Linked DNA regions of Mus musculus: region 1 is linked to region 2. A link is a loop called in an ENCODE intact Hi-C map of the cell type or tissue named here. Cell type or tissue: heart. All regions are shown on one strand. Each heading gives the region's core, and the rest is flanking DNA. Links, peaks and the distances in the headings are about the cores only. Region 1 holds the start of Notch4 (notch 4). Region 2 holds the start of Ppt2 (palmitoyl-protein thioesterase 2).

The links. A loop is a pair of places that touch in the nucleus more often than their neighbours do. Peaks named below come from ENCODE experiments on the same cell type or tissue, not always from the same donor. Only the 100,000 strongest peaks of a DNase experiment are listed, where the experiment ranks them.
Region 1: it touches region 2 in a loop (2.5-fold over the local background); 20 of 42 quality-filtered maps call a loop at or near these places.

Annotation. Positions count from the first base shown.
Region 1 is chr17:34,555,857-34,570,813 of GRCm38, reverse strand. It overlaps Notch4 (notch 4), which reads right to left and starts at 6,519. Exons shown (of 30, transcript NM_010929.2): 1 at 6,305-6,519; 2 at 5,432-5,513; 3 at 5,046-5,341; 4 at 3,125-3,472; 5 at 2,528-2,650; 6 at 2,185-2,421; 7 at 1,942-2,097; 8 at 585-779. The coding sequence starts at 6,368. Gm31560 (a long non-coding RNA gene) reads right to left here. Exons shown (of 4, transcript XR_003952414.1): 4 at 13,501-13,976. In heart, for the core only: a CTCF peak has its summit at 6,425; DNase peaks (open chromatin) are centred at 5,833, 6,523 and 7,263; H3K4me3 peaks cover 1,537 bases; H3K27ac peaks cover 1,689 bases.
Region 2 is chr17:34,615,441-34,629,436 of GRCm38, reverse strand. It overlaps Ppt2 (palmitoyl-protein thioesterase 2), which reads left to right and starts at 2,002. Exons shown (of 9, transcript NM_001302396.1): 1 at 2,002-2,112; 2 at 2,442-2,632; 3 at 2,825-2,978; 4 at 3,506-3,601; 5 at 3,693-3,800; 6 at 6,323-6,406; 7 at 6,502-6,586; 8 at 11,719-11,773; 9 at 11,950-12,775. The coding sequence starts at 2,450. The coding sequence ends at 12,093. It overlaps Egfl8 (EGF-like domain 8), which reads left to right and starts at 13,466. Exons shown (of 9, transcript NM_152922.3): 1 at 13,466-13,530. It also overlaps a transcript of Prrt1 not described here. In heart, for the core only: a CTCF peak has its summit at 2,614 (motif pointing left); DNase peaks (open chromatin) are centred at 1,336, 1,896 and 2,576; H3K4me3 peaks cover 2,594 bases; H3K27ac peaks cover 2,316 bases; H3K27me3 peaks cover 134 bases.

The DNA of each region.
Region 1 (14,957 bases), core at 4,812-8,811, 63 kb after region 2:
TTGGGTAAGTCACTCCCCCTCTTTGTGTCCAGTTTCTTAATTATGAGATGGGGATTCCTTCTCTGATAAGACGGTCATGGTGGGCATGGTGTTGGGAGCCTTCCAGCATCCCTCTGCTACTGCACCAATTCCAGGTGCACCGCCCATGTGGTATTTCAATGCTCTGCACTTCATCTCTACATGGGAGAGTGTGCGATTAAGTGTGTGTATGTGTATGTGTGTGTGTGTGTGTGTGTGTGTGTGTGTGTGTGTGTATGTGTGTGTGTGTGAATTCTGGGCTGGCACATGTACTAACTGCCTTTCTGTCCTCTTTGGCTGATCCACTGTGTACGGTGGACCAGGACGCACACTCTGTGATGATCATGAAGTGGGTGGAGCACCGTATCCCTGAACTTCAAGGTGCACACTCTCACTGCAGGGCAGCTTGTCCTTCTAGGGGTGGTGGGTTCCCCAGTTTTAGCTGGGTGTGGGGAGAGAAAGATGCTTGCTGGATAGCCTGATGCCAGTCACTCTGGCTAGGCAATTCCCCTTGGGTTCAAAGTTAGTTCTCTGTCTCACCCACCCACAGTCCCACCCAGCTCTACCTGGTGGGCAGAGGCAGTGGAAGGTTGCAAGCAGGTCCAGGCAGGTGCTGCCTGGGTGGCAGGGCTGTGACAGGCACTCATTGTGGTCAGCTTCACAGCGGGAGCCCGTGTAACCAGGCAGGCAGAGGCAGTTGAAGGAGCCAGGGGTGTTGATGCAGGAGCCGCCATGTTCGCAGGGACTGGGTCCTTGCTGGGCTGGGAGGAGAGAAGATTTGGGAGTCCATGGGGGCTGGGGTGGAGAGGACAGGGAGGCTAGACTGACAGGGAAGGTGTGTGTGGGGAGGACACTTGTATGTGGAGATGAGAGAACTGGGAAGGGGACTGTGTATTTATAGTGGAGGATGGGGCTGGTGAGATGGCTCAGTGGGTAAGAGCACCCGACTGCTCTTCCGAAGGTCTGAAGTTCAAATCCCAGCAACCACATGGTGGCTCACAACCATCCGTAATGAGATCTGACTCCCTCTTCTGGAGGGTCTGAAGACAGCTACAGTGTACTTACATATAGTGGAGGATGACTGGGCAATGAACTCTGGAGAGTTCAGTGCTGGGAAGAAGAGCTGAGCCAAACCCAGACTCATGCAGAGAAAATGTGAAGCTGTTTTGTTGTTTTGTTATACACACACACACACACACACACACACACCACTTTGTGTGTGTGCGATATGCATGTGTGTGGGCACACGCACGTGTGGGTAAGCACACAGGTGTGTAAATGTGAAAGTCCAAGGCTAATGTTGGGAATTCCCTTCAGCCACTCCCCGCTGCCCCTACTCACAGAAGCAGGGGTCTCTACATCAGACACAGAGGTGGTGGGTGTAGCTACTCTGTCCAGTCAGCTTGTTCTGAGCACCCCTTGTCTTTGCCTTCTGAAGCTGGAATTACAGAGGGGCCCTCATGCCCACTTGGTACTAATGTGGGACCTAGGGGTTTGAACTTGAGTCCTCCCTCCCTGATGGCTACTGCTTTAACCATGGACCTCTCTGTGCAGCCCCACCAGGGACTTGTGAACCTCTGGAAGTCCCAGAACACAATATGTAGTTGAAACTTTCTCCTGCTTTGGGTTCTGGGATTACATGTGCCACCATGCCTGGTTTAGGTTTTTTTGTTTTTTGTTTTGGTTTTTCGAGACAGGGTTTCTCTGTATAGCCCTGGCTGTCCTGGAACACACTTTGTAGACCAGGCTGGCCTCGAACTCAGAAATCTGCCTGCCTCTGCCTTCTAAGTGCTGGGATTAAAGGCATGCGCCACTACTGCCCAGCTGGTTTAGTTTTTCAATTTGATAAACCAACTGCCCTGCCTGTCCTCTCTTGGTAATGGAGGGCTTGGCTGGCCTCAGGGGCTCTGCGGGGACCCTTACCCATTTGGCACTCATCCAGATCTTGGTGACAGGTGGATCCTGAGTAGCCAGGCTGGCATATGCAGAGGGTGGAGCCTGTCAGAGGGTTGGTGCTGCACTGGGCATTCACGTGGCACGGCTGACTCAAACACATGTCTTCCAGGTGGCACAGGAGGCCTGTGGGAGACCGAGGGCAAGGCTGTAGCGGCCCCTTGGGGCTCTCTCTTGCCCTCCATGCCTCTCCACCATGCCCTCCATCTGTACCTGTGCGTCCAGGTGGGCAGAGGCAGGAGAAGGAGCCCACACGGTCGATGCAGGTGGATCCCGGGGCACAGGTGGCAGCTGCACAGTCATCCAGGTTCTCCTCACAGCCTGCGCCTCCCCAGCCACTCACGCACACACAGTGAAAGCTGCCAGCTGTGTTCTGGCAGGTGCCACCGTTCCTGCAGCGAGGGGGACCCCGGGCTTCACATTCATCTATATCTTCAGAGCAGTCCCAGCCTGTAGAGGCATGGAGAGGGGACAAGGGCTGGCATTGGGAGCCTGGTGGGGAGGGAGACCAGGAGCAGGCACTGCTGCCGCCACGAATTTGCTCTGAACAACTCACCCTTCCATGTCTTGGGGCAGAGGCAGGTGTAGGTGTCCAGCCCATCCAGACAGGTGGCCCCGTTCTGACACTGGTGCCTGACACAGTCATCTGGGTTCATCTCACAGTCCAGCCCCGTGAAACCTGTCAGGATCATGGAATCAGCCATAGAGCCTGTACGCCGTTTAACAACCTCAATATCGTTATTTATTATTGCACCAACTCTTTCACTTACATTAGCTCTAAGTCTATAAATTCCACTACCAATACCCCCACCCTCTAATTAATTTAAATTTAGGAATTTTATTTATCTTAGCAATATCAAGGCATCAGCATATTCCATCTTATGATCAGGATGAGCCTCCAACTCAAAATATTCACTGTTTGGTGCACTACAAGCCCAAACAACTTCCTACGAAGTAACAATAGCTATTATTTTATTGTCAGTCCTGTTAATAAGTGGCTCATTTTCTCTACAAATACATATTGTCACTCAAAGACACACCTGGCTTATTATTTCAGCCCAACCTATAGCTATAATATGATTTATTTCAACCTTAGCAGAAACAAACCGAGCCTGAGGGGGCAGGGTTGCAGCAGAGCCTCAGGAAGCTTTACCTGGGGGACAGAGGCAGAGATGAAAGGTGGAGTGTCCCTCTGGGACCAGCTGGCAGGTGCCCCCATTGAGACAGCTTCCAGGAGGGCAGGCTCCCTTCCTGAGCTTGCACTGGGGACCTTCCTGCCCCACAGGGCAGAGACACTGGTAGGAACCCAAGGTGTTATGGCAGGAGGTGCCCTGAGGGCAGGGTCCCGGCTCCAGGAAGCACTCGTTGATGTCGCGTTCACAGGTGTGACCCTCGAACCCAGGTGGACAGCGGCACTGGATCTGGGGGTATGTGGCCAGGCACACGCCTCCGTTGGCACAGGGGTTGGCTGAGCAGAAGTCTCGGAGCTGGCATTGCTCACCTGCAGCAGGGCACAGGGTTGGAGTGGGGGAGGGGGCGGTTTCAGGCACTGCCCTGTCTATTTTATGCGTTGAAGTGTGCTCAGCGGTCTGTGTGCAGGAGCCCTGCCTGCGTTCCCCGTCTCCCACCTGTTTTCTCAAGCCCATTTACCCTGGTGCTCCCTGGCCTGTCTTTGTTCTGCTGTACATTAGGTAGGAGGCTTGTGTGTGGATTGCTCACACCCTCTACTTTGGAAAGCACATGTAGCTAACAGTGGGAGTTTTACAAATTGCTTGGGACAAGGGTTCCCTGCAGTGGTACCCTGCTGGGTCACTTTGCCTCTCTGAGTGAATTTCTTGTTGTTGTTGCTATTATTGTTCACATTTTGGTTTTCTTTAAGTCAAGATCTAATATCAGCATTATCTAAAGATGACTTCAAACTTCTCCTCTTTCTCCTTTTTTGACGCAGGGTCTCTCTACATAGCCCTGGCTGTTCTGGATCTTGCTCTGTAGACAACACTACTCTCTAACTCACAGAGATGCTCCTGCCTCTGCCTCCTGAATGCTGGGATTTACTACACCGCCCAGCCTGACTTTGAGCTGCTGATCCTCCTGCATCTACTTCTTGAGTATGGGCGTGTGTTCCAGCCTCTGCAGCTGAATAATGCACCATTGCATCAAATGCTGGCATCCATGCATGCTGGGCTAACACTCTGCCAGCTCAGCTACCACCTCCAGCCCTGCTTTCTACTCTTTTGTTTCTCTCCTTCCATGGTATTGTGTGGATCCCACAATTGAACTCAGGTTGCCAGGGTTGGAAGCAGGTGCTACCTACGGAGCAGTCTTGCTGGCCCGACTGTCCCGTTCTTTACTTTTTTCCATTTTACAGATTTTTTTTACATGTTTACGAGTGTTTTGCATATGTCTGTATGTCTGTGCACCACATGTGTGCCCAACACCTGCAGTGGCCAGAAGGTATGTCTTTGAGGGAGTTTACAGATTGGGAAAATTGAAGTGGGGAAAGCTACTCTGAATGTGGGCAGCACTATTCCCGTATTGCTGTTCCGGACTTGCATAAAAAGCAAGCAAGCCGTGTACCAGCACTTATCTACGTCTGTGTGCTAGTTAGTTGTGTCTACCAATTTGCCACAACCCAGATCACCGGAGAAGAAAGCCTCAGTTGAGGAATTGCCTAGGTCAGGTTGCCCTGTGGGCTTGTCTTTGGGATCCTCTAGACTGATAATTGATGCAGAAGGGCTCAGCCCACTGTGGGCAGCACCATTCCCTATGCGTGGCATCATTCCCTAGGTGAGGGTCTCAAACTATGCATGGCAGGAGAACGCTAGATGAGACCAAGCAAGCAAGGGTGTTGCCGTTCTCTCTGCTCTTGACTGTAAATCTTGTATGATCTGGCAGCTTTGGGTTTCTGTTCAATATTAGGCTGTCACCTCTACCAGGACTTCCCTACCAGGATGCTGAACCCTCAGACCTTGAGCCTGGATAAAGCCTTCCTTCCTTCAGGCAGCTACTGCCATTGTGGGGAGTTGAGTCACAGCAACAAGAATGACTTACAGGCTCCTCCTGATTGTACTTACCTGTCCACCCAGGCTCGCAGGAGCACTGTGGGCGGCCTGAGGCCTGAACATAGCAGTGACCCCCGTTGGAACAGAAAGAAGGTGGACAGAGCTCTTCCAGATGGGTTTGGCATCGATCACCGGTGAAGCCAGAGGGGCAGGTGCAGGAGAAGTGAGGGGTCAGTGGAGAAGTAGGACTACGGGAGCTTGGGGGTGTGGGGAGCAGGGCTTGGCAGCTGCCACCATTCTTGCAGAGTTGGGTATCCCTGCAGGGGTCAGGAAACTGGCAAGTCTCACCCAGAAATCCAGGGGCACACCTAGGGGTAGAGGGACATTTCAGGCCAGTGATTCCCCCTCCTCCTCCCCGTCCTGTCTCCCCAGGTCCCGCTCCTATGATGCACACTCACTGGCAGATCCCTTGTCCCCGAGATAGCCTCAGGCAGGTGCCTCCGTTGGCACAGGGCTCTGGGGATCCTCCACACAGAAGCTCTGGAGAAGAGACTGGAAGATGAGATGGAGCCCAGGGTCCAAGGGTCTCCAGATGGCTTGCCCTTCCTCCACCAGGTCCTCCTTACAGGCCACTGACCAGCAGCTCAGCACTCCCCCACCCCATGTTACCCAGGTGCATGGTGCTCTATCATTCTCTCTCTCTCCTTCACACCCCAGTCCCAGTCTCCACAGGGTCCCCTTGTCCCAGCCTTGTCCCAGGCCTTCCATTCATAGCTTGTTATTCTTCCCACCCCTTTCCTGTTTATTCTCCAGTCTCCCAAGTTCAGCCCAGCTCCATCCCCCGGAAGCAGGGCAACAGGGCTTAGGAGGGAGCCAAGAGCGCTCCTGGGATGTGAATGGCTGAGACACCTAAGGGATTTCCTTCAGGAAAGGCCAGCAATGAGCCACTGGGGTTGGGGACATCTGGACAGAAAGGGAGCCGGTGGGCTCTTCTCTGTCTCCATCTCTTGCTTCTCACTCCTCTCTTCCCCATATCAGGCAGTCCATTTTTTCTCCTGTTTGTCTGTCTGTTCCTCTTACTTCAGAACCAGCTGGCTTCTCCCTGGGCATGGACACCCTCCTTCCCACCCAACAGCAGGCACCACCCCTAGCACCAGGCACAAACCTGGGTCTCCTGTAGCCCCGGAGTCAGTCAGCCCTCCCTGCAGGTTGTCCCCATTAGAGGGGACAGAATCTCCTCCCTCCAGTGTCCTTTCAGAGCCTGGGACTTGGCTTTCTTCCCTGACCTCACCAAGCATCTCCCCAAGAGAGATATGCCCCCACCCCCTCACCTCTGGTCAGGATGACAGGGAAATTGAGTGGCAAGAGCAGCAGCAGCAGCAACTGGGGCTGCATTCCAGAGCGCCTGCCCCTGGCCCGGATCTCCTCTCCCTCTTCAGGCAGGGACCCTCAGAGCCCTTGTGGCCAGGCAAGGCCACCTCCTCTGCCTCTACCGCCCTTCTTCCTCCTGAGCCTGCTGCACGCCTCAGTCTGAGCTGTTTCCTGAGTCACACAATGTCCTGGACACCCTACTGATGGGGGGTGGGGGGAGCGAGAGGTTGGTGTGTGTGTGAAGGAAGACAAGGGAGAGTAAGAGAGGGGCGTGGCTGGCCGGGAGGGGAGCTGGTTTGCTCTTAGGGCCCAGGGTGGGGGGTCAGCCAAATGGGGGAGTTCCTGTCATTTTAATGGTCAATACGGCTTCCTTTTCACAGGACTGGGAGTGGCAAGGGAATGCTACTGTGACCCAGGAAGGGCAGGTCTTAGACAGAGGTGTTGGGACAAGGGGAGGATTCTCAGTTTCTGGTGTGACACACCCTCTTTTCAAAGGAGCAGCAACGTGTCTTGAACTGAAACCGGTCACTTTGGCAAACCCAGGGGATCTTTAGACCTTTCCTTGGCTCTTTCTGGGGGTGTTAGTTTTTTTTTTTTTTTTTAAAGATTTATTTATTTATTTATTTATTTATTATATGTAAGTACACTGTAGCTGTCCTCAGACACTCCAGAAGAGAGAATCAGATCTTGTTACGGATGGTTGTGAGCCACCATGTGGTGGCTTGACCTTCGGAAGAGCAGTCGGGTGCTCTTACCCACTGAGCCATCTCACCAGCCCGGGGTGTTAGTTTTTTAAAAAGGTATTTTGAGACAAGATCTCACTGTGCGCAACATCCTGGCTGTGCGAATCGTCCTGGCTGGCCTGGAACCTGTGGGATCCTTCTGCAGCTGCCACCTGGGTGCTGAGGTTACAGGCACATGACTCCATGCCTGGCTTTTTCCTGGGGAGTGGACAGGACGCTGGGCCCTCCTCCGAGTGGAGACGGAACCCAGGCTTCCCGTGTTCTACACTGATACTTTACCACGAGTCTGGAGGCTTGGCCTTCCTTCAGAGAGGAATGTAAAATATTGTCATTACCAATAACAAAGGGACACTCTATTTCATCCACCTCTACCTCTCTCCTCCACAAAGGATGCTGGGGTACAGTCAAGATGTTAGTCAAGACATAAAATTTAAGTCATCTATAAAAAAAGACAACCATAAAGGGAATTCATTACCCCCAAAAGTTCATGCTACCTCCTTTTATCTTTATTAAAAGCAAGCAAGCAAACAAACAAACCCAACCAACCAACCAAATAAAAAACAAAAACACAAAAAAAACAAAAAAACCTCAACTTTGGACAAGGTCTCATTCTGTAGCCCAGGCTGGCCTGGAACTCACCAGGTAGTGGAGGCTAGCCTCAAACTCACGAGCATCCTGCCCCAGTCTCCTAAGTGCTGGGATTACAGTGTGTGCTATAATGCCCAGGGCTCACTCTCCCTGAGGACCCAGCACAGCTTTGGAGTCAGCCATTCTTGGAGCTCTGCAAGCTCTAGGTACGGCCCAGGGTGGAGGAGCTGTCTGCAGGAGCAGGTTGCTCAGCCTCGAGCAGTCCTGGAAGCTGCCTGCAGTAGGATCTGCCTGCTAGGAACACTGACAGTGTGCCCCCACCCCCACCAGGCTGGCCTTGAACTTGCTGTGTTGGTGAGGATGACCTTGAACTCCTGATGCTCCTGCTTCCATCTCCTAATTGCTAGGATTACTGCTGTGCACCGATGTCCCCTTTGTTTACACTGCATTGGAAATCAAACCCTGAGCTTCATGCACCCTGGGCCAGTCCTGGTTCACTGAGCCACTACACACACACACACACACACACACACACACACACACACATATGAATATATATATATTCATATATATGTGTGTGTATACATATATACTATTATATAATATATATATACTATATTATATATAATCATATAATATATATTATAATATATAATCATATTTAGCCTTATATTGGGAATTTAGTCAGCTATTTGGTTTTACAGATGGCTCTAAACTTTGAGACTGTCTGATGTTTGAGGTGTTTTGGGGGGATGTTTGGTATCAAACCTAGGGCCTCATATGTGATAAGCATGTGCCCCACTACAGAGCTAACTGCACCCCCCCCCCCCCATCACTCTTAACCGCTTGCCTAGGGCTCTACCATATAAGCCCTAGGTCACTTCAACTAGTTTCCTATTGAGACTTGTCAGAGAGGGCGTCCGTTTTCAACAGGATCAACTGTTTTGCAGGAACTAGAGCTTACACATCTGTGTGGTTGCCTGCTTTCTTAGGCTAACTGGGAGTAAACTCATGAGCCTACAGATGACCATGGAATGAAAACTTGGTCATTAAGCCTTGGCAGCATCCTCCAGCAGACAGTGCAGGACTTTCTATTCCAGTGAGTAATGTCTGCGTATGTCTTACTGTTGCCAGATCTCCAGTTCTTGCTCTTCATTCGACTTCTTGCCACAATGTCTCTTTGTTGCTTCAAAATTGCAGTTGTGCTGGTTAAGGCAGGAGGACTGGAATCTAAGGCCAGCCTGGGAAGACTTCATCTCAGAATAGTGTTTTTTTTTTTTTTTTTTTTTTTGTTTTGGTTTGGTTTGTTTTTTTTTTTGTTTTTTAATTAAACTGCGGACAACCCCACCCCATTTTGTTAATTAGGGTTAACATTGTTTCACATGTGTGACAGTTTTCGTGTCTCTTGTGCATTTCCTGTCTGTTCTTTCAGCCCATTGTCCTCAAGATGTGTCATTTTCCCATAGCAGGCCCTAGTTGAGGCAGCTGCGATCTGGGAATATCCTGTGTGAGCAGTCCCTGCTTTCCTGTGCCTGGTTTGCAGATCTGGGGCACCTGGTGTTGGCCGAGCAGCAAAGTGAAACCTGGAAGAGACACCTGGTTTCTGGAGGAACCACCAAAGCTCAGTGGGAAGAGACAGCTTCACATCACTTAGAAGGGAGGCTGGAGCTTGTGAGAAAGGAGAAATGGTAACGCAGACAGGGAAGTGGTGATGCAGAAGGGGAAGCAGGGGTGGGTGGGGGAAGGGCTGTGTGTGTGGCTGCGCAGGGCACTGCTCACTTTATCCTGCCGGAGGCGAGGCACCTGCTCAGGCTGCCTGTGCTGCTCTGGTCCCGGTAATCTCCCAGGGCTCAAAGTGGGCATCTCTCAGAGCGCTTCCTTCTCTTTCCAGCTTCCGAGATGGACACTGATCAGTTGCCTGGGGAACATGATCTCTGTAACGAGGTAGCGAGGTAGCGGGTGTAGTGAGGTACAACCCTCCCCAACCCTCCCCCCCCCCTTCCGCCTTACCCCTCAGACTTGGGCTTTCCTTTCATTGTATATCCCTGGAGAAGGATAACTGTGTCAATCGTTCATTCACACCTCAGCTGTAGGAACTTTCCACATAAGGAAGGACAGCGTTCCTGTGCGTGTTTCCTGCCATGAGTACCTTTCTCGGCCCAAGTTTGCCTTAGTCTAGGCCCTTCATTGCCACCCTGATCCAAACTAGAACCCCTCCGGTGTTCCCATCCCTTACCCCTTTTTTTTCTTTTTTCTTTTTTGGTTCTTCTCCTTATTATTTTATTTTAAACCATCTAAACTATCATCGTCGCCATCTGGTTGACCACAGTCAGCAACTTCTCCAAGGATTGGGGTCTGAATGATTGAAAACATAAAACTGTAAAACCCGGCTCTGGGACCAGAGAGATGGCTCAGAGGTTAAGAGCACTAGATGTTTGTCCAGAGGACCTGGGCTTGGTTCTCAGCATCTGCATCCTGTGGCTCACAATTGCCTAGAACACCAACTTCAGGGGATCAGACACCCTCTGCTGGCCTCTACAGGTGCACCCTCTCCAGTGCGCATGAACACATCCCCACCCGGACGCCAAATAATATAAATAAAAATCTCATAACACACAAACAAAGCTTGTTCTATTGGGAGGGGTCCATTTTATTTTTTTTTATTTTTTTTTTTTTATAAATCTTTTTTTTTTCTTTTTTTTTTTTTTATTATTTATTTATTATATGTAAGTACACTGTAGCTGTCTTCAGACACTCCAGAAGAGGGCATCAGATCTCATTACGGGTGGTTGTGAGCCACCATGTGGTTGCTGGGATTTGAACTTCGGACCTTCGGAAGAGCAGTCGGGTGCTCTTACCCACTGAGCCATCTCACCAGCCCGAGGGGTCCATTTTAGATGCGTTGCTTGGTACCAACAAGAGTTTCTGCCTAGTTGCTTTTGAACTTGACCGTTGGATGCTTTAGTGATAAGCAGGGCCATCGCCCCGCCCCGCCCCACCCCGCCCCGCCCACACCTCCCCTAGCGCTGAGCACATCCTGCGCCATTAAATACCCACAGGAGGGCAGTATCCGCTGCACTCTCGGTGAGGTGTGGAGCACCTTGCTCTCTACTTCCCTTATGACGCTGTGTTGGCTCCCATATTTCCAGACCGTTTCTCTTTCTGTTCTTCCAATCAAGTTGATTTGTGCCTTACCTTTTGGTTCATGGTCCCTTTTCCTTTGTAATTTCCATTCTGCTCTAAAGCCAACCTATGGAGTTTTACATTTCGATCATTGCATTTTTTAAAGACTTGTTTCCTGTTTGTAAGTGTCTATGGGTGTGCATATGCACCTAAGTATGTGCACAAGTGAGTGTGGGCACCCGAGGGGTTCAGAAGGTGTTGGCTCTCCTAGGGTTGGAGTCACAGGCAGCTGGGATTCAAACTCCAGTCCTCATTATTGAGCATCAAGCTCTCTTAACCAGAGTCGTCTCCCCAGCCCTAAAGAGTCTCCTGGAGGCAAGGGTGCCCTCAGATTCCCCGTGTAGTGTGGATCATTGACCTTGAACTCATGGCCCCCTGACTCTCATTCTGTCTCTCAAGCACCAGCATGGTACTGTAAGCCTCACCTCCCACTTCGGGCCTTCTTGAGAAGGGGTTTACTTCTCAGCAAAGCAAGTTTGGCGAGGTCCCCTGACCACTCCCATGGCTTCTCCTGTGTCCCAGGAATTCTACAGAAGTATTTTCAATGCATCAAAAATTATCGAGGCTCTTCAGAAAAGGCCATTCAATTTTATTGTAAACAGAAAAGGAAGTGGTGCCAGACAAAAGCTGGCATTTCCGCACCCTTTCCTGCAGGACCCAGGAGCTGGCATTTCCGCACCCTTTCCTGCAGGACCCAGGAGCCGGTCAGTCTCCCCGCACTGCCCAGTGAATCTTTCTGTCCAGGGAATGGAAATGTTTTCTGTCGGAGACTGCAGACTGAGGGCCCTGAGTTTTGGATTTTAATTTATCTGAGGCAAGATCTCTTGTAGCTCATCTCACACTTAACCTGAGGATGACCTCGCACCAATCCTTCTGCCTCTGGCTCCCAGTCACTGGGACTCCAGGGTTACACAACCTGGGCTGTGAGGTGCTGGGGAGCTGGGGAGCAAACCCGAGACTCTATGCCCAAGGCAAACCTTCCGAGCCACATTTCCAGCCTATATATACTCAATTCAACATTACCTTTTTAAAATCTAATTTTATGTGTCTGGGTGTTTGCCTGGGTGTTTGTGCACCTACTACTACCCGACGAGGCCAGAAGAGGGTGTCACAGCTCCTGAAATTGGAGCTATAGATGGTTATGAATCGCCATGTTGGGAATCGAACCTACATGCTCTGGAAGAGAAGCCAGCACTCTGAGCCATCTCTCCAGGCCCCTTTGATTTATTTTTGAGACAGGAGCTCATGTAGCCCAGGCTGGCCTCGAACTCATGGAGGAGCTTAGGATGATGCTGTATTTCAGATCCTTTTTTCTGCATCCCTGGTCCTGCTATCACCTAGTAACACCATTCCTGGTTTATGCAGTGCTAAGGTTTGAACCTAGGACTATGCGCTTGTGAGGCACAGTCTACCTCAGCCTTTGTTTCAGTGCTGGGAACAGAATTCAGGGCATTGCCCATAGTGAAGTGCTCTACCACTGAGTTGCACCTCCTCCTCAGTTTTCTTCAATTTAAATGGATTTAAGCAGAACCAGCTGGCTCGTGGCTGTTATACGGAACAGTCGAATGCCATCTCTTTCCTTGGGACAAATGTGGCTTGCGGTGTCCTGTCCTGGTACACATGGATTCTAAGTTATGCCTCTCTCTAGACTGCTGCCGGCTTGTGCATCAGAAGAGACTAGTTAAGGGGTGACGGGGTGAGGGACTCAGTGGTTAGAATATAACATCTGTAGACAATGATTTGGGTGAAATATACCTATTTTCTATGCTTCTACAATCTCAGTAGTCTAAACGTCTTGGGGGTAAAATGGACTGTGAGTGGAAAAGCGTAGGCATCACTGAGTTCCTCCCTCAGCCACGCCCGGTGGCTTCATCTCTGGGGGAATGATGTATTAGTGCAAAGGAACTCGGAGGTGGGGGACTGTTATGCAGGACCTTGTTCTACTAAGCCAGGAGTGAGAAACGCAGTCTGTGTAATGACTGGGATCGGCCCTTTTTATTAACAGAAGTGAGCCATATTCCCTACCTAAGTTCCTAGGTGACCTTTTCCCCACTCAGAGAGGGTTTTAAGCTGTCTCAGCGCAATTCCTTACAGGGGAATCACCCACACCTCATGTGAGGTGCCTGCTGCTCTGGCCTCATGGAGGCTGAGACATGGCCCCTAGGGGATGAGAGTTCTGGGGCTGACCTCACGGTGCTGGTCCCTCAGGACAGTGAGAACCGCAGAACTCTGCCTTCCCACCCCGGCCTCAATGGATCGCAGCAGCAGAAGGCCATGTCCCTCCGATGACCCAGATCCCTTTAAAGTGCAGACTTGGGAAGCTCAAAGCTGCCAGGATAATTTACTGCTCGCCCCAACCGGCACCTAACAGTCCTGACCTGCAAAGACAGGCTGTCCCTGTAACAGGCTGTCCCTGTAACCGCACATGTGTCAACTCAGAAACACCCCTCGAAGGCCCAAGATCCGTTCTTTTGACATGCAGTCATCCTGAAGGCAAGCCTCTGTGTCTCAGTCTCTGTGGGGGACGGGATGCTAAGGTCAGCTAGCACTGCCACAGTGGCCAGCCCTCTCTGCTTTCCCGAGCCACTGAAAGCTGGGTGACTTTCTTGTTCTAACCAAATACCCCAGCAAAGCAACCTGAGGAAGGAAGGAAAGCTTTATTTCAGCCCAAGGTCTGAGGGGATAAAGTCTGTTCCAGCGGAGAAGGAAGACATCAGGAACGTGATTGCTGGTCACATCCTGCTCACAGGCAGGAAGCAAAATGGATGCTCAAGCTCAGCTCACTTCCTCCTGATTTCTTCTGCTGGCTGCCCTGGCTCATGGGACAGGGTGACTGCTTTCAGGGTGGCTCTTCTCTACTCAGTTACGTATCCTCGGAAACACCCTAACGGGCTCTCACAGAGGTGTGTGTCTCCTGGGCGACTCACCATCCAGTCTAGTTGTCAGTGGAGACTGGTCATCGTACCCTGCTTGCTCCCTCTCCTCTGCATACAAAGGAACCAAGCTCTGCTTGTATTGCATGGCCAGCAGGTACAGAAGAGAATCAACTTCCATCACATCAGCTAAACTCCTACGGTGCTTATCTTCAATAGTATAGATGTCTTCCGGAAAGTCTGTCCTAGGAGGGAGAAGGGTGGTTCAGGGAAATGCCCTGTTCCTTAGGGCTGAGAACCAGGTGGGATGGAGTGTCCCTCAACCAGATGGTGCCCCTGCCCTGGTCAGTGAGCTAAGCCAGTACCTTTGAATGTCATGCCTTTTGGCTTCGGCACAGGAGGCAGGGCCAGCCTGGGTCAGGGAGTCTGTGTTGGGTGAAGGAAGGATTGGGAGAGATGAATGAGCTCGTCCCTAAGGGTCCCTGGGTCCTTTGAGTATCAGTTATGTCCTGGGAGACCCATGGCTGGGAGGCTTTTGGGGTTATCTCGTTCTCAGGAAGATTTGTCACACCCTAAGAATAGACTTGAACCGTCTTTGTTGGGCAGACGAGGTCATGGACCGCTTGCGAAACCCTGTTTTAAATCTAGCAGCAATCACGTAAATAGGCAAAAGTTGAAGATACTGCAGATGAGTTTTTTATTCTTTATGGATGGAAAGTAATTTCACTGGCACCTAATATGAGGAAGGAATTAAAAGAAAATCACACATGCGTAAGTCTAAATGTTCGTAAGCATATATGAGTTTCCTCAGCATGACTGACAGGAAGAAATAAAATAAGCAACAAAACAAAACAGACCTCAAAACCATTTGGCCCTCAGTAAATGTCTTCAAGTTCCATCCCAGGGACCCAAAGGGCTTGCGTATCTGCACAGCTTGTCTGGCTTTCGACCACTCTGTTGAGTTTTCCCCAAACACTTGCTGAGTGTAGGGGGCTGTGGAACCAGAGTGCTCTCCCTGCCTCTGGAGGAAGCAAGGTCTTGCAGCTGACTACCTGACTGAGCTGTCCTGTCTCCTCACAGTTTGCTCTCTTTGGCATGTTTGGTTGACATCAATCTCTGGTCTTTCTCAATGGTGGTGATGGTGAGGTGGGTGAGTCTCCATGGTCTCTCATGGCCTTGGGTCAGCTTGCTCTCTTAAGTCCTCAGAGTCTAGCTTGGTGCAGTAA
Region 2 (13,996 bases), core at 657-4,656:
GACCACCTCTTTCCTCCTCTCACCCTGGCAGTCAAGCCCCCAGTTTAGCTCCCTTGGAGTTGTCATGGAAACCGGGAGGCAAGACCAGGCAAGGCGGGTGGGACTAAGAGAAGGAGGGAGGGAGGGAGAAATCTCTAGAGCCTCTCCCGCAAAGACTCGCTGTAGTGATTATATTGTGAGAAGAAGCCAGCTCAATGGATTTACCACACTTATCTCCAGACCCCGTTCAAGCAGTCCCTGCTCATCCATGGGGTTGCTCCCTCAGTTTCCCTCAGAACATCCTGCAAGATAGTTCTAGGTTTCTCCAGGTGTGAGACAGAACTGTACAAAGAGTGGAACCAAGAGGTTCAGACCCCCCCTCCCCCATATACAGCCTGACAATAGAGGTAAGATGCTGACTGTGGCTAAAGAAAAGGAGAAAAAGAAAGCGCCTGTGGGGGTACACAGGTACCTTCTTTCTCTAGGGTTATAAGAAGCTGAAATGCTTCATCAGAGGGAAGCAAGCTCTAATTGCTTGTTTGTGACAGGCAGGTTTGGAAAAGCGTGCTTGTTGGGGGCTGAAGAGTTCTTGGTCCAGTCAGCAGTCACAACCTCTCCTTAAAGCACTCCCTCTCTCCCCCCTCCTCCTGCCCCAAGACGCAGATCCACCCCCGGAGTCAACCCAAGACACAGCGGTGACTTCCACTCTTTTTATTTGCTTTTTGTGTCTTGTAAGGGCGTGGGTGGGGAGGTGGGGTAAGGATAGGCCCTCTACAGAGGTTACACCAGTTGAGCCTTTTTTGCAGAAACCTAGCAGGAGAATCAGAAACACCCCTTTAGGATTTTCCAACTCTCTCCAGAGACAGTTGCTCTAGGACAAAGCCCCTCTGGTGGCGTCCTGGAGAGCAGTCTCCAAAGCCCTGGCTTGAGCCCGTTCCAGGTCTGAGAAATTTTTACCCACGGCCTCATACCGGTGGTTCTGGTTTTTCAACCGTGCATGGATCAGAGGGAACCTTGGACCCATCCCTCCCACACCATCTTCAATACACGCTTCTGGTTTTATTAAGTTCAGATTAAACAAAGTCCCTGAGTACAGGCCTTGAAGCTCAGAAACCCTGCAAACTTATTTAATTGCTAAGTAAAAGCACTGACGGATAAAGGCTATTCCCTGGCACTCCGGCGCGCCGTAGGGGTCACGGGTAGGCCGAGTGGTGCCAGCGCCCGCAGCGGGGAGGAAGTCTGCCTGCACTGGCAGGGTTTGTGTCGCCAGCAGCCCGCAGGGATCTGAGGAGCAGTTTGTCGGGGTCGCTCAGGATTGAAAGACTGGTGGAAATCCTGTGGTGAGTCCTTGAAGCCCACGGGGCCCCACGCCCATATAAGGTGGGTCCGGGAGGGTGGGTCGTGAATGCGGAGATAAAAGTAGGGCCAGAGAAACTGGGTCAGGCTGCACTTCACTTGAGGGGCCTGGAGGACTCTCGGCGTCTCCGGAGACAAGGGCACAACACGCACTTCAAAGTGAAGAGTTGTAAGGCGCTGATCCGGAGCGGGAGGGCAGGCAGGAGTGGGAAGAGGGGCTCTTCAGCTGTGATCGGCCTGGCACTCTGGCCTAACACAAGCCTGGCGTCCAGCGATAGAAGCGGGAGTCGCCTTTCGTCAGTCCTAACCTCCCCCCTCGCACGTTTTCTTGGGCTCTGCTACGAAGCCAGACAGCCTGGATTGGAAAGTGGGCCGCATTAAGGAGGGGAAGTTGCACCCCTGGGTGGCTGGATGCAGCTGAAGCCTAGGAATGCCTTCTTTAGAAACCCAGTATTATCTTTTTCTGCTGTTGCCTCTCCCCATCCGGCTAAATGGATCGCTCTGTCTATTTCCTCCCCAGTTCTTTGGGTGCAATGGAATGTTCCATTGCCCCTCCGGTCCGCTGTCCGCGTTGCAGGGGACGCTCGCCCTGTTGCCAGGGAAAGTCCCGGACGTGACGGCTTTGCGCGACCCCGAGCAGCACCCCCCCCCCCCCCCCCGCGCCCCGTCCGTCATCCCACTGCGCGCTCTCCTTGTCCCCCTATCCCCGTATCCGGTGGATTACAGACTAGGTACAAGTAAACAGCTGGCGGAACGAAGCCTCCAGACACAGACCAGGTGGGAGTTTCCACTCTCCGTGTGTCCTGGGCCGCTGTTCCCCGGCCTTTGCAGATCCCAGAGTAGTGAATGGCCGAGGTGATGCTTAAGGGAGATCCTGGGCCTTGGGACAAAGTCCCTTGGGCGCCAAGTTGGGGGCGGGACTTAGGGTGAGCATTGGTGCATGGAGGTGGTAGGTGTTTGTGCCGAGCCATCTGGATGGAGTAAGTTAAAAGTAGCCTTCCCTCATACGGACCAGGAGTAGGAGCGGAGGCCGGAGAGTTGCTTGCTGTGAGTCTGTTGGGAGTGGAGAGGCGTCGTCTCCCTCACGGCCTCTCGTTCCTTCTCAGGTGGGAGCATGCCGGGGCTATGGAGGCAGAGGCTTCCTTCGGCTTGGGCTTTGCTTCTCCTGCCGTTCCTGCCGCTGCTGATGCCCGCAGCCCCCGCAGCCCACCGCGGGTCCTACAAGCCCGTGATCGTGGTGCACGGGCTCTTTGACAGTTCATACAGCTTCCGCCACCTGCTGGACTATATCAATGAGGTCTGTGGGGGATACTGAATGGATATAAAGTGGCTGGGGGAGGAAGCGTGGGCAGATGAAAGACAGCCAGCCCCTCTAGGCTAGTTTTCAGGGTACTGCTCCCCGCACGGGGAGAGCTGAGGGATGGGGGTTCCTGCAAGCACAGTGAATACACTTTGTCCAACCTAGTGCCGCATTGCCCCTTTCCCACAGACACACACCGGGACTGTGGTGACAGTGCTTGATCTCTTCGATGGCAGAGAGAGTTTGCGGCCCCTGTGGGAACAGGTACAAGGGTTCCGAGAGGCTGTGGTCCCCATCATGGAAAAGGCCCCTGAAGGAGTGCACCTCATCTGCTACTCCCAGGGTAAGCAACGCACACTCTTAACTCCCAACCCCCGTCTGAGCTTGACCCTTATCTAAGGCCTACTTTCTGGCGTTTGTGTCCTGAGTGGGAGGGAGGGTTCCTTCTGTGCTCATTGGCCATGGTTCTTAGATTTAAGGAATTACAGAGCAGCTAAAAGCATTTCAGTTGGTCAGAGGCCTAAACTCGCACCATGGCTCCATCATGTGACCTGTGACCCGTGCTGGAATGGAGTGTATCGGAGGCCTGGGATTCTGAGAGACAGGAAGTAAGGATCACTCCAGTGGCTATTCTTAAGACCCTTTCGGAGCTGGAGAGATGGCTCAGCGGTTAAGAGCACTCACTGACTGCTCTTCCAGAGGTCCAGAGTTCAATTCCCAGCAACCATGTGGTGGCTCACAACCATCTGTAATGAGATCTGATGCCCTCTTCTGGTGTGTGTGTCTGAAGACAGGGACAGTGCACTCATATACATGAAATAAATCAATCAACCTAAAAGACCATTTCCAACACTGGTGCTCTGCTTCCAGGGGGCCTGGTGTGCCGTGCTTTGCTGTCTGTCATGGATAACCACAATGTGGACTCTTTCATCTCCCTCTCCTCCCCACAGATGGGCCAGTATGGAGGTGAGTGGGCACTGTGGGTGCCATAGAAGGCAGTATAGTGTGTTCGGGGCACAGAGATTTGATGGCCCTTGGCATGGCGGTTCTCTTTCAGACACGGACTATTTGAAATGGCTCTTCCCCACGTCCATGCGGTCTAACCTCTATCGGGTCTGCTATAGTCCTTGGGGCCAGGAATTTTCCATTTGCAACTACTGGCACGGTGAGTGGGCCTCCGTGGTCGGGGTGCTACGGAGGATGAGGCCTGTTGCTCCCAATCTGACATAACCAAAGCAATCGCTTCCATTTAACACTTATAAAATAGACACTGTTCAGAATGTGGTGTGCAAACCAGCCAGTTGCCTCAAAGAGTGTAGTCTGATGCAAAAATTTAAAAAAAAATGGCTTATTGCCATGGACCACCCCAGTCTGGTATAGGGGGTCCCTGAAATGAGGGTCCTCGAAGCCTAGGTGGGTAAGGATTTGGTAGTGACAAACAGAAACAAACACAGAGGCAGTTTGAATCTGAGTGTTTTGCAGCTCTCAAGCAGGGGATCTTATACATTAAAAGAACAAATATTAGAACTCTGAAAAAATATATTCACTGACTCACAAACAGAACATGTGATGATTAATAGAAATCATCCAAGCGTAACAACTCTGAAAGGATGTATTCAGAGGGGCATCCACCCAAGGCTAGTGGCATATTTCCAAGAGCAGGTTAATAAATCTTTATAGTCAATTATTTAACATCTAATGCCTGATTTTTTTGTTTGTTTGTTTGGTTTTTGGTTTTTTAAGACAGGGTTTCTCAAGCCGTGCATGGTGGTGCACGCCTTTAATCCCAGCACTTGGGAGGCAGAGGCAGGCAGATTTCTGAGTTCAAGGCCAGCCTGGTCTACAGAGTGACCCTGTCTTTTTTTTTTTTTTTTTTGGTTTTTCGAGACAGGGTTTCTCTGTGTAGTCCTGGCTGTCCTGGAACTCACTCTATAGACCAGGCTGGCCTCGAACTCAGAAATCCACCTGCCTCTGCCTCCTGAGTGCTGGGATTAAAGGTGTGCACCATGCCTGCCCGGCGGCTTTCTTTACCATATACGAAAGCCCACCTCCGATGACACACATGCAGCGATATGCAATTTTACTGTTAGGAAAGTTTTTTTTTTTTTTTTTAAAGATTTATTTATTTATTATATGTAAGTACACTGTAGCTGTCTTCAGACACTCCAGAAGAGGGCATCAGATCTTGTTACAGATGGTTGTGAGCCACCATGTGGTTGCTGGGATTTGAACTCCGGACCTTCGGAAGAGCAATCGGGTGCTCTTACCCACTGAGCCATCTCACCAGCCCGTTAGGAAAGTTTTTATCTGTCATGATGCTGTTATATAACTTTATAAATGATTTGTAAAGTAAAGCATTGGTTTCCCTGGGGATAAGGTCATGTTAGTGTCCCCATCTCAAGGGATGGTTTCCTACCCATTACTCTCGCTTAAGATCTTGGCCTAGATTTCCAGGAACATGTAAATAAGAAAAGAAATAAGAGAAAACAAAACAGATATTTTGTTCCAGCCTAGAGTTCCACAACAGGTTCAAGGAGGCCTCCTTTTGAAGTTTTTGCCTCACTCTGTGGAACTTGTCACACAGATTCTACTGGGGTTGGTGTGGCAGCTTATCTTTACTGGCAGTCTCTCTTTGTGCATGAGTGTGAGTGTATATGTGTGTGTGTATGTGTGTGTGTATGTGTATGAGGGTGTGTGTGAGGATGTGTGTGTATGTGTGAGTGTGTGTGTATGTGAGTGTGTGTGTGTGTGTGTGTGTGTGTATGCTCATGTCTAAAATATGGAGAGTCTATTCTCTTTCCACCACTGTGGGTCCCAGTTCAGCTGCTGCACTGTGGACCATGGGCCCTATAAATGAGTATGAGTGGCCACCCCACTCATTTACAGAAACAAATTACAGGCAGGATTTGGCCAACCTCTAGGATAATACAGTGTGTTATAGTATAATGTAGATGCTGGGGCCACATTAGCCTGATTTTGTTGGGTAACCTTGGGTACCTTACTTAGCTTTCTGGGAACCAGTCTCCTCCTATAGAATAATAAAGCATGCGCCTCGGGAAGTGGTTGTAAGCATTAAATCAATGAGAGTAACACGCAGCCTTAACCACTGGCCCATACAGGGTACCAGAAAGTGCCTTCCAGCCCGCTCAGAGTGGTCCATGCATTTAATCCCAGCACTTGAGAGGCAGAGGCATGGTGATCTCTGTGTTAGAAGCCACATGGGCTGTCCTGAATTACATAGGAGTTCCAGGACCGCCAGGACTAAATAGACCCCGTCTCAAAAAAACAAAACAAAACAAACCTCAGAACTGCCTTCCATTACGTTGAAGTTATTTTTATTCTTCTGTGGTGTGGCTGGATGCCTAGCTTCACTATTAGATTATTTATGTATTTTGTGTATGTGAGTATTTTGTCTGCATATACACCTGCACACCAGAAGATGGCATCAGACCATTGTGTGCTGAGTCCTGGGAGAACAGCCAGCCCCCTTGAACTCTATGTAGCCGAGGATGACTATGAACTGTGATTCTCCTGACTTAACGTCCTGAGTGCTAGGATTACAGGTGTGCGTCATCATGCCTCCTGGTTCCTGTGATACTTGAGGTCCAAACTCAGGGCCTCGGGCGCACCGGGCAGGCTCTTGACCCGTTCCTTCCCAACTCCTGCTAACTGTTGTTTTTTACTCAGATCCTCACCACGATGACTTGTACCTCAATGCCAGCAGCTTTCTGGCCCTCATCAATGGGGAAAGAGACCATCCCAATGCCACTGGTAAGACCGCCACTTCCACCTGTGTCCCCTCTTCTCTTCCTCCCTAAACCTGGCCTGACGCCTATGGCTGACTCATCTCTCCCCTGTCTCTACAGCATGGCGGAAGAACTTCCTTCGCGTGGGCCGTCTGGTGCTGATTGGGGGTCCTGATGATGGCGTTATCACTCCCTGGCAATCTAGGTAATGTGGGATCATAGAGGCTGAAGACTGGCTCTCTAACCCCCACTAATCTTGATCTCCCAAACCTGGCCTATTAGGGGCCCCTAGAGCAGATGTTCTTTTAGAGACAGACAGGGTCCCAGTGCATAACTCTGGCTTGATGGGTGGACCTCTTGTCTTTGTGTCCCAAATGACTGGCATTATTAACCACACCCACTCTTACTTGGCAGGGCTGGGGATCAGACCCAGGGACTTTCACATGCTAGGCAAGTATTCTGCATACTTGAAATTAGAAATTAGAGTCTGAGGCAAGATCACTTGAGCCCAGGAGTTCAGTATGGGTGTGGGCAAGACAATGAGATCGCTTCACTAAAACACACACGGATATTTTTTTCCAATTTTTTATTAGGTATTTTCTTCGTTTACATTTCAAATACTATCCTGAAAGTCCCCCAATACCCCCCGCCCCCCGCAAAACAGATATATTTAATGCCAGCAATAGTTAATCCTAGCACTTGGGGCAGCGGCAGGTGGATCTCTGTTTCAGGCTACATAGTGAGACTGTCAAAACAAAACAGAACAAAATACCAATGCAGTCAAGCAAGCAAGCAAGCAAGCAAACTGGTATAAAAAGTTTGCCAAAAATTTTGGCAGCTGGAGGTGTGTCTCAGCTGGTAGCATGCTTATCATGCCTGAGGCCCCACATTCAGTCACAGGGGCCACATGCCAGGAGGTAAGAGGAGGGTCAGAAACTCAAGGTCATCTTTGGACTACCTAGTGACAATGAGGCCAGCCTGGGCTACATAAGACCCAACCTCAAAAACCACTTTTTTTTTTTTTTTTTAAGATTTATTCATTATATGTAAGTACACTGTAACTGTCTTTAGACACCCCAGAAGAGAGCATCAGATCTCATTACTGGTGGTTCTGAGCCACCATGTGGTTGCTGGGCTTTGAACTCAGAACCTTCAGAAGAGCAGTCAGTGCTCTTAACTGCTGAGCCATCTCGCCAGCCCAAACTACATATTTATACATACATAATTTTGAAGTGATCACGGATTCTTAGGAGGGTTGAGAGATGGTTTATCATGGTACTGTGCTTGTTCTGGAGATTTTCCTAGAGGCCATATCGTAGGTAACTAGAACATTGTATCAAAGTCAGACTGCCGGGTGAGGTAGCACACACCTTTAATCCCAGCACTCAGGAGGCAGAGGCAAGTAGATCTCTGAGTTCAAAGCCAGCATGGTCTATATAGTAAATTCCAGGGCAGCACAAAGAAGCCCTGTCTCAAAAAAAAACAAACAAAAAAAACCAACCAGCCGGGCGTGGTGGCGCATGCCTTTAATCCCAGCACTCTGGAAGCAGAGGCAGGCAGATTTCTGAGTTCAAGGCCAGCCTGGTCTACAGAGTGAGTACCAGGACAGCCAGGACTACACAGAGAAACCCTGTCTCGGAAAACAAAAACAAAAACAAAAAACCAAAAAACAAACACACACAAAAAAAACACCAAACAAAAATCTCCAGAAGACCAAAGTCAGGACTCTGATGTCACTACAGTGTAAGAATGAGGGTCCGCCATCTTATCTCATTCCGCAGGAAAGCTGATGGCTCCGCAGCACTGCACACCTGTCTCTGGTGTGTCGTCATGAGTTGATCTGGGAGCCTGACATTTACTCAAGCAAATATTTATTGAGTGCCGTGTGTGCCCAGGTGCCGTTCTGGGCTCTGGGGAAACAGCAATAAAGAACGTCCCTAAAGACAGTAGATCAGAAATACTGGTGGCAGGTGCGGTGAAAGAACAGGTCTGGTGGAGTCTGTGGGGAGGGAAGTGTCCTTGAAGGAGCTGCCATCTGAGCAGGCCTGAGGAAGTAAGGGAAGGCACATGCCATGGGAGGCCATCCCTGTGAGGATTGGGGAAGGCAGTAAGAGGCAGCAGCCGTCAGGCCCTCGAGCTGTTTTTTATTGTGACAAACTGTAGCTGAGCATAGTCTGCTCAACTGTAATCCCAGGACCTTTGAGGCAGAGGCAGAAGGATATTTCTGACGGTGGCCAGCCTGGGCTACCAATTAGACTCTACTCAAAACAATAATGAGCTGAGAGGGTGTATTTGGTCAGCACGCTGAAGTCCCGGGCTCAATTTTTGTTGTAATTGTTGCTTGCTTGTTTTGGGAAAAAGGGTTTTCTCTGCCTAGCCTGGAAGTAGCTCTGTAGACAAGGCTAGCTTTGAACTCACGGAAATCCTTCTGCCTCTTGAAAGATTAAAGGCCTGTGCTACCACACGTGGCTCCTGGATTTGATTTTAGCACTAGGAGGAGAGAAGGACAGATAGACAGAATTGTAGTAGATAGGTAGGCAGAAGTTATAATTTTTATTTTTTTTAGCTTTTGTGAGACAGAGTAGCATGTAATCCAGGATGGCTTCAAGTTTGTTGTACAGCTACAGATGTAGATATTTATTACCATGTCAAGTTTATATAATGCTGGGCATAGGACCCAGAACCCAGTGCATGCTTGGCAGTCACTCTGCCAGCCCAACTGCATACCCAACCTTAGAAATTATGGTTTTTAAAGGTTTAGTTTTGTGGCATTAGCTTCATTAACACTTGTGTAAGTTAACCTTTATCCCTCTGGAAAACATTGTCCACTAAACTGAAGTTTCACACTCCTTAAACATTCCCCTCCTCCAACTCCTGACAGCCAGTGTGCTTGCTTTTTAACAAATACAGAAGCTGAAGAGGTGCTCAGTGGTTAAGAGCACTGGCTGCTCTTGTAGACGACCCAGGATTGGTTCCCAGCAACCACATGGCGCCTCACAGAGACACTTAATGCTTGTGGTGCACATACATATATGAAGGCAAAATACCCATACACATAAAATAAAAAAAGATAAATAAATAAAAATAGACTGGGCTGGCCATGGTGGCACACTTGTTTAATCTCAGCACTAGGAGGTGGATCGTGGAGTGCAAAGTCAGCCTGGTCTACATAATGAGTTCTAAGACAGCCAGGACTGCAAAGTGAGACTCTGTCTCAACAACAAATAAAATATTCTAGGTGGGATTGGAAGATGTTAGGAGGATTGAAGAAGGAGTGACAACCTTCCCAAATAAAAACAGTGCAAGAGTAAGGGTGGCTTTTACATACACAATGGCATTTCATGTGTAAAAAAAAAAAACCGCCATGGTTGTAATAGCTCATGGTTAAATAGCATATGGTCTGTTGCAAGCCTCTCCCTTTTAGGATTTATTAGTTTTCAGTTTACATATATTGATATACTTTGAGTATGCTCATGTACATATGTCTATATGAACATACGTGGAGAATCAGAGGCTGGCTTGTTTCCTTCCACTATGTGGGTCTGTAGGGTTGAACTTAGTTTGTCAGGTTTGGCAACAGGCACCTTCACCTGCTGAGCCAGAAGAAGGTGTCAGATCCCCTGGAGCTGGAGTTACCTGCAGCTGTGAGCACTACTCCCATCCCCCACCACCTTTGTGGGTATGGGAATGGAATTTGCATCCTCTGAAAGAGCACTAGGTGCTGAGCCATCTCACTAGCCCCTCCCTTACCTAGCTCACTTGGGGGCGGTAGTCACTGGCCTTATCAGGACCCATGGGACAGGGACTCTCAGGCTTGCCTACGCTTGCATTAGCAATTGGTAAGAGCAGACTGTCCATAGCGTTTCCCTTCCCCTCCACGAGGGGGAGCACTTTTACACAGGATGATGGGCATTAGCTTTAAGATTTAGTTATTTTATGAGTGCTCTATCTGCATGTCACCTGCACGACAGAAGAGAGGGCATCTGATCTCATTACACATGATTGTGAGCCGCCATGTGGTTGCTGGGAATGGAACTCAGGACCTCTGGAAGAGCAGCCAGTGCTCTTAACCGCTGAGCCCAGAGTTTTATAGCCAGAGCTGGAGTCCCGCACTCCCACTCCCCACACCTGCTAACCCAGCTCTTCTGTTCCTGCTGTATCACCTTGTCGCCCTGTTTGGCTAGGGCTTGCTTCCCTGGCCAGGACTCACTCCTAGCCTGCTTTCTTCTCACTCCCACAGTCTCCGGGCCTTTTATTGAAATATGGTCTCTCGTTATGTAGACCAGGCTGGCCTTGAACTTACTGAGATCCACCTGCTTCTGCCTCCCCAGTGCTGAGGTTATAGACAGAAGCCACCATACTTGGTTCTTGAATTTCTTTTTTAAGGATTTTTATTCTGGGTCATGTGTAGGCGTGTGTGCATATGTGGATTTGTGTGCGTGCAGATAAAGCATCCTAGGGAGAGCGGCCATTGCTCTTACCTGCTGCTCTTACCTGTCTCTCCCGCTCCCAAACTTAAGGTGTTTGCTTTTTAAAAAAGTATTTATTTGGAACAGGATCTCTCTCTGTGTAGCCCTGGCTGTCCTGGAACTCACTCTGTAGACCAGGCTGGCCTGGAACTCAGAGATCCACCTGCTTCTCCGCCTCCCGAGTGCTGGGATTAAAGGTGTGCAACACCACGACCAGGCAATTATTTTATTTAAAATTTTATGTGTATGACTGGTTTGCTTGTGTGTGTATCATGCGCATGCCTATATTCAGGGAGGCCATGAGATGGCATAGATGTCCTGCAACTGGGGCTACAAAGGGTTGGGAGACGCCATGTTGAGTGCTGGGATTGAGCCCAACTCCCCTGGAGGAGTGGCTGGCTATGCTGTTCTGAACCAGTTCTCTAGATCTTAAATTCTATCTTTATTATTTATTTATTTATTTATTTATTTATTTATTTATTTATTTTGGTTTTTCGAGGCAGGGTTTCTTTGTGTAACAGGCTGGCTATGCTGTTCTGAACCAGTTCTCTAGATCTTAAATTCTATCTTTTTTATTTATTTATTTATTTATTTATTTATTTATTTTGGTTTTTCGAGGCAGGGTTTCTTTGTGTAACAGAACCCTGGCCGCAGGACTCACTTTTTATACCAGGCTGCCCTCGACCTCTGCTTCCCAAGTGCTGGGATTAAAGGCGTGTACTACCGCAGATGCCCCCTAACTTCTTAGCCTTTGAGTGTGCTCTAGGCTGCCTGTCTCCCGGGGCCATGAGTCTCTGTGGGGGCACTAATGCACATGAATTTTCCTTGGTTCTCCTGATAACCTCTATGCACATACATGTCTTTGCAGCTTCTTTGGTTTCTATGATGCCAATGAGACAGTTCTGGAGATGGAGGAGCAGCCGGTAAGCCCCTCCAAAGACTTGCCTTCCCCCTCCCTTTGTCTCCACTTCACTCTGGGGCTCCTTCTGCCTCTGACTCCTGCTTCATGAGGGAGGGAGAGGTTGGTCTGGACATGAGCAGCGTCTCACTCCTGTCTCTCTTTCTTCCATGTTTCCATGGCCCTCGGCCCACCTCGAAGGTGTATCTTCGAGATTCTTTTGGGTTGAAGACTCTCCTGGCCCGGGGGGCCATAGTGAGGTGTCCCATGGCTGGCATCTCTCACACCACGTGGCACTCTAACCGTACGCTCTACGATACTTGCATTGAGCCGTGGCTCTCCTGAAGATGTCCTCAGTGGTCTCCAGGAATTCCCCAGCCCAGAGATCAAGCGGTGGCCTTGGGAAGCAGATGCCAGGCTCTGGCATGCCTGCAACCATCTTGTCATTCCCACACTGCCCGACCCCCACCAGGGCTCCCCTCCCCCCTCCCCCCCTGCTCCTCTGTGAATGACAAGTCCTGGTCCCCTACCTCATGTCCTCACTTGGGGACGCCTCCACGCTCTCCCTTTCTGCCACGGCTGAGGTTGGGAAGCAAGTGCCAGGTTTTTAACTGTGGCTTCACCGCTGCTGTTGCTTCTCCGGGTCTGGCTGTATCGGAGGAGAACCCAGCCCCTGCCCACCTCAGGGGTCTTCTTCCAGGCCACTCAGGACATTTTTAGCTTCTGTTATCCCCGTTTCCCTCTTTTCTCAACTTCCCTGTGGCTAGCCTCCCCACCAAGAGGGGCACCCATAAGAGGGGGTGTTCTGAGGCTCCCCTATGGGGACAATTCCACTTTTGAAGTGTCAGTGTTGGGGAATATCTGTGGCCTGCAAGGCCCATCTCAGGTTTGGGGATCCCCCAGTCCCTATGATCAGTGTTGGGGTATCCCCTGGGAGCCTAGGTTCTTTGAGGCCCCAGCCCCTCTTTTAACTACCCTTGAGTGGGTGGTCCCTGTATTTATAGAAATAAAAGATCCATTTCCTCAGCGTGGCTTGGCTTATTCCCAGGTGAAGGGGAACTGGGCTCCCCCAGGAGGGTGGGAATAGAGAGCCTGGGGCCTGGATGCCCGGATGCTTGGTCTGGGGTGGGGACCCCCTTGGTGTTTCCTTCCTCTCAATGCCCATTCTGTGTGGGTTCCTGACTCTGCGGGTTCTTTCCTGCTGAAGACAATTCTCTTCCTGTCCCAGCCTAGGGTTAGGGGGCTAAGCCCCAGGCTCTGCCAGTTTGGGCCTCGGCCTCATGGGTGGAATTGACATGCCACCCCCAGACTAGACAAGGGGGCTGAGGGTCAGAGTGGGCATGTGTCATCCCCCTTGACCTTTGGAGGCCAGGACCGGGTGAGGGGCTGTACAGTGAATCTCCCTTTGCCTGGGAGGAGGAATTTAGACTGAGACAATAGGGCCCTGTCTGTTCTGGCTTGGGGGTGGTGCCCCTCAGCCCCCAACAAATGCCATCAAGAGATGGAGACAGTTTTTCCCTTGGTGCCTTGGGCTGCCCCTGCCCTTCTGTGACGGCCGCTTTCTTTCCTCAGCCGATCTGGCCTACTTGGCCATGACCTGCTCTTGCTTTGTCTCCCGCCCTCTCTCCCTGCCCTCACATTATCCCACAGTCTCTTAGGCTGAAAGGGGGTGGGGTACTGGTTGCTATTAGAGCCGGGAACTTCTGATTTGGGGTCCATAATTCAGGGACCTCCGAAATTGTGTAGGTCCTGCTGGAGCAACACTTGGCTGAAGAGAAGAAGGTGAGGAAGGCAGGGCCTGTCTACTGAGCCAACCAGCCTGGGTCTGAGGAGCTAGTGGGAGGGAGACTGCTGTGTGGTCCAGCCCCTCTGCATCTTCTCAGCCAGAGAGGCCCACCCACCAGTGTAAGCTGCGGCTGCTGGGGCTGTTGCTGCTGCAGCCTCCTGGACAGGGAAACAGGTAGGAAGAGGAGAAGTGGGTAGGTAGGGAGAGGAAGTCAGTGGTGGGAAGAACCCACATCACTTCACCTTCCAGTGGGGACGAGGGAGGGGGAGGGCTTCTGAGTGAGGGGTGTCGGTATGATGAGAGTGTGGGGGAGCGGTGGATGCTTGGGTCGGGGTATAAGGTGTGTACACTTGTGAAGGTGACATATTCTAAGGCAGTGTGCAAGGGATGTGCAGGAAGGCTGGCCAGGAGCATTTAGAGTGGTGAGCCTGGCTGAGGACGGAGGGACCATGACTTGGTACT